Regions from separate parts of the Mus musculus genome. Here region 2 is linked to region 1. A link is a loop called in an ENCODE intact Hi-C map of the cell type or tissue named here. Cell type or tissue: left cerebral cortex. All regions are shown on one strand.

What was found. Peaks named below come from ENCODE experiments on the same cell type or tissue, not always from the same donor. Only the 100,000 strongest peaks of a DNase experiment are listed, where the experiment ranks them.
Region 2: a loop joins it to region 1, with 1.8 times the contacts of the local background. A loop is called at or near these places in 1 of 42 quality-filtered maps.

Annotation. Positions count from the first base shown.
Region 1 is chr17:5,268,504-5,271,003 of GRCm38, reverse strand. All of the region lies in intron 6 of Arid1b (AT rich interactive domain 1B (SWI-like)), which reads right to left. Among named protein-coding and RNA genes, the nearest start is that of Gm34854, 45 kb to the right of the region's middle. In left cerebral cortex, no CTCF peak of the experiment used is centred here; a DNase peak (open chromatin) is centred at 1,054.
Region 2 is chr17:5,323,354-5,325,853 of GRCm38, reverse strand. The region is part of intron 13 of Arid1b (AT rich interactive domain 1B (SWI-like)); the gene reads right to left. Among named protein-coding and RNA genes, the nearest start is that of Gm29050, 87 kb to the left of the region's middle. In left cerebral cortex, no CTCF peak of the experiment used is centred here; DNase peaks (open chromatin) are centred at 344 and 1,392.

The sequences.
Region 1 (2,500 bases):
GTCTGTGGGTTAGACCAGCTAAGGCTGCCAGTGTCAGGCCAGAAGCCCCAGCTCTCACGAGCTCTGTTGGCCTGTGACTCAAGTGTGCAGAAGGGGTGAAAGGTGGAGGGGAGGCTGAGACTGAGGAAGTCCTGCCAAGAGCCTGAACAGATGTTCAGGTAAGGAACACAGACTGCACGTGTGCTAACCTCAGGACCACAAGCATCAGCAGCGTGACAACCTTTACCGTAATGGTAATGGGTTAACACAGTTAGGATGTCTGGAGGAGAAGACCAAGGACAGCCCTGTTTTCTCCGGTCCTATATCTGTTTACTGGACATTTTTTCCCTCAGCCTAAGGAAATGATAAATAAGATTCTTGAATTTGTGAAAGAGCAATGTAAAAAACCATCCAACCTTAGCGAACTAAAGCAGGTTAAAGCACCTAGGTGGTGCAGCCATTATAAGCAGTGTCCAGATGGCACATGAGCGTGGGCCGTGGGCAGGAGGAAGGCGGAAGAACCTCCCTAGACAAGGACACAGCTGACCTCTGAAGGGTCTGCAAAATGTCAGAGGTAGAATGAAATTATGCTACTGTAAGAGGTAAACTGAGGCCACCAGGCATGAACTCACGTGTGTGTGTGTGTGTGTGTGCGCGTGCGCGCATCAGTGGGAAAGACTCAGGTGGCTCCCAGTCCACCCTGACTGTGTCAAGCAGTCAGTGATGGGCTAATTGAAAGAACTGTACACTAGGAATCTCTCTCCAGTCCTAAAAACACTTGGAAAGTGAAAAGAATAATGAAGGGAAAGGCAGGGGTTTTCCAAAGTTGAACTGGAAGGAATTTTAACCAGGGTCTTGGCCCTTGACTGTCTCTGTCCTATTCGTGGGACAAATTCTGCAGACCTTGTTGGAGAAAAGGGGTCAGGTATGAAAGCCAAGCCTAAATCACGGCGTGTTCTACAGGAAGGGAGCTGCGAGGCAAGCTCAGCCCGAGTCGCGCTCACATTCACTAAAGACAGCAGCTGCCGAGGGCTCCAGAGACACTCGCCAGGCACAGACGGATCCCGAAGCCACCGAAACCAAAGCACACTCTTCCTTTGTACTCGGACAAGATATTTTCATGCTGGCATCGCTAAAAAGACTCAGGATCACTGCCTTGTTCCTGCAAGCCACTTCAATAGAAGATGTCACACCACATGTGTGACGTGAGGGTCACACGCCTGCAGCATAGTGTCTCAACTAGAAAAGCAGACAGGGCCATTTCTCTCCACAAACAGGTGTCACATTCCCATCTGGAGAGGAAAGTAGATGGCAAGAAACATCCTTGTTACATTTTAATATATCAGTGTTTATTTGCCTGCTTTGCTTCTCTTCACAACATGAACTGCTCCAAGGAAGACGGAAGCTAATGACCCGTTCAAGGCTTTCACCCGGCCCCTGTGCTGCGCCAGCTGTGCCATTAGGTTAACCAGCAGAATGGCTCCGTTCCCTGCTACTGCAGAGCTCCACACATGGGCCTCACGGCAGCCTCCAAGCTGTCCCTGCCCACCGCACCCCCTCAGCTGCTGACTTACATCCCAAGGACATCATCTATCACTGGGTAAATCAGAGCCAGGGAAGGCTCAAGCTGATTGCCTGATGGTAGATGGGTGCAAAGCAGCCGGCCTTTCTATGCAAATGTCTACCGCAAAAGTTGCCTTCGAAGTTGAGGGCCAGGGGGTGAGTGCATTGCTGTGGCCACAGGATCCTGAATGTTCCTGATCATACTTGATCATGATGCTCCTCATATTCATTGAGATACAAGGTCTTCTCTATGTGCAGGGCGTCCAAAGGACATTACGAGCTTCATTTTATGTATAAGGAAGGATTTCACCAAATACCCAAGGTCATAAAGTCATCAAATGTAAAGACTGTAACTAAACCCGGATCCTCTGACTCCTCAGTATCTGCAGATTAAAAGGGGACTCTGCACATGGAGGCTGAAGCCCTGGACTATGAGGTAGAGACAGCCACAGTCCTGACCTCCAGTGGAGCCAACGATACCCAAGAGCCAAGTTATGGCACTCAACCTACAGGGGAGAGGGCCCACTGTGCAGGGGCCTCTCCATTTACCTCATACCTGGCAAGCACTGACTCTGAAGCTAAAATGGATCTGTGATCTGGACCTAAAATGAGTGAGAGAGCCAGGCAGGATCTCAGCAGCTCACAGAACCAGTGTACACGGAGTCTCTAAGACATGGTTAGCGTGAAGAGATACACACGCAAGCCACATGCCTAGACACGAAAAATATAAACAAGAGAAAACAACAACAGCAAAAGAATCAACAACCCACAGCTAAGCACTAAAGGGCCAACAGTAACCACCAAGGTTCTGACTCTCTGTGACTCTCTGTGACTCTCTGTGACTCTCTGTGACTCTCTGTGACTCTCCTCAGGTCATACACCTGCTCTGTCACATGCTTTCCTGGGTCCCAGACTATTTTATTTATAAAATACAGTTACTGAGAAACACCTCTGTGAA
Region 2 (2,500 bases), 55 kb before region 1:
GAGAAAGTAGACTGAGCATGGCCAGCAGAGCGGACCTGGCCAGGGCTATCTGTGAGAAAGGAGAACAGCAAGAGATAGAGACTAGAGCGAGCAAGGTGAGACTAGCCAGGGCAGAGAAAACCTTGCCATTATAGAAAGAACAACTGTGTGTAGGCAGAGGGAACCCGGGAAGACAGCATGCTAGCAGCGTGCTAGTGTGGACTTTGAAATGTAGAACAGGTACTTGGGATATTGAGGGAGCCAGAGGCCTGCCTGTGCTTTGATATGTAACAAAGGTAGCCATTTGTCCTTCTGCTAGAGGTAAGGGAAATGGTTCCTTCTGTTAGATGGGGACCAGTTTCATAAGTTCTTGAAGAAGGCTGGCTTTTATATAACCGCCAGACATCATACAGTCTAGCTTGAGCTCATTTCTGGATATATGGATGTCTTTTGGAGTACAGGGAACTGGGGCTTTTTTCTTTGGACCTGACAACTTGTCCTTAGAAAGCACTAGCTATGTACAAGTGTTGTCTGTCAGACAGGGGCCCTGTGGCCTGAGTGGTGGCCCACTGTGTTCATGAAGCTCAGGGAGACTTAGGGATGGCTTCAGGCAGCTAACAGACACTTAGAACTCTGGAAATGTGCATGAAGAAGGAAAACCACAGTGAGGGAGGAAGGGGTGTCCTGTAGCACTCTAATCCATCTTCCCCATCAACCCCCTACTGCAGAGGAGGAGAAATAACTTGTTTCTGTGTCAGGCTGACTTTCCTTGGAAATGTGGCTATTAGGCTGCTGTGATTTTAGAATGACCGTTACTTAGAAAGAATTCACAGTTATAGAGAGTAAAATAAATAAATAAATAAATAAATAAAGGAAAGCTCCTTTCTTGTTAGTGTTTTTCCTTTCCTTTTAAGAAAAAAAAAAAAAAAAAAAAAGCCTGAATCCACCTTCTTGCCACTCCATTAGCAGAGGAGGCTGGCTTACTCTCTAGGAGATCCCTACCTTTTGCCAGAAGCTATGAATGTATACTCTAAAGTAAACAATGGAAAGGTTACTGGAGGTTAAGCACATTCACACTTCAGACAGGAACAGCCAGGGCTCCCGGCTGGGAAGATAATTTACACAGCATGAACTTGGTGCCCTAGTGCCAAAGGGAGGGGTGTGTGTGTGTGTGTGTGTGTGGTGGGGGTTGGGGGGGGGGAGAACAGCCCATGTGACCCAGGTCTGGTGTCTGGAGGTCAACTGGAGGGCAGCTTTGCTTATACAGCAGCCCGTTCTCATTTATCTTCCTCTGAGGATTCCCTAGTTGGAAGCGAGACAGGTTTTGTGACATCACTTGTCAGCTAATAATAAAAATGCAGCCAGCCACCTGCCAGCAAAGATGGATGGGTTTTAGGTTACAAACTTACAAGCTGAGTGGAGTTCCCTTGTCTGTGCCTGCCCCCCTCCTCGGTGCCATTTCCCCAAGTCTGCTGGGGACAAGTGCTGTTGACTGGACTTCTCCACTAACTTGGGGAGGTTGAGGGTTAGGGTCGCATGGAACCCAGGGACGCAGACTGCGTGCTAACGCCCTGGCAGAGGTCATGAGGCGCAGCTGTCTGCAGAGTGCCTGCCTCTATGGCGTAGCTGTAGAGATGAAGTGAGACAAGCCTCCAAGGCCTGACTGAACTCAACTTTAGATTCATAAAGCCACAGCAAACCCAGACAGGCTGGAAATACAAAACAAACAAAAAACCAAAAAAACCCTCCCAGAACAAAGACACAAGATATAGGAACACATTCATTGGAAATCTTTTGGTTTAGTTTGCCTTGTTAAGAAAGGTTTAACTGAAAGTTAGCTTTACAAGTTGTATGTTAAAAGAGACCAAGAAAACATCTTGGCACAGGAATAGCTCTTTTCAACAATTGCAAGGAAGGGCAAGGGGCCAGGGAGGCTCTGATGCATAAGCCTGGCTATGGGCTGCAGGCTGCTGCTGCTGTTTCTGCCCCGTGGATGGGCTGTGTGGCCCAGCATACACCACATGGTGTCTCTGGAGTGGACACTGACTGCACAGGCAGCATCAGGAAGCTTTGCTCCTACTGTCCCCAGGTCACAGCAGGACCTTGCTACATCTGGACCAAGATGGGTCGATCAAGTCCAGTTCCTCTGTGCAGGTAAAATGATAATGTTGCCGCTATAAGGGTAGCTGTCCTAAACTGGGGAAAGGAAAGTGCTGGCTGCTCGGAGAGCAGGCCTCCACTTTCTGCAGGACCTGTACCCCAGCAGGGCTTCCTGTTCTGAGCCTCAGGCATGCTGGGAGCGCTATTCTCCACACACAAGTGCAAGCCATTCAGGGACACAGGCTCTTTCCTGACAAATAAACGTATCTTTAGATCTTTGCAGACACCACTGCTTTGGACCCTGCACCCCACTGGGGTGTTATTTTGGAAGAACAGTTCAGGGCTGTTCACAGACCAATTCTTTAAGTCTGTGAGCTGAATGTAATGTGTGGTTTTTAAAATCAGCCTGTCCCGTGCTCAG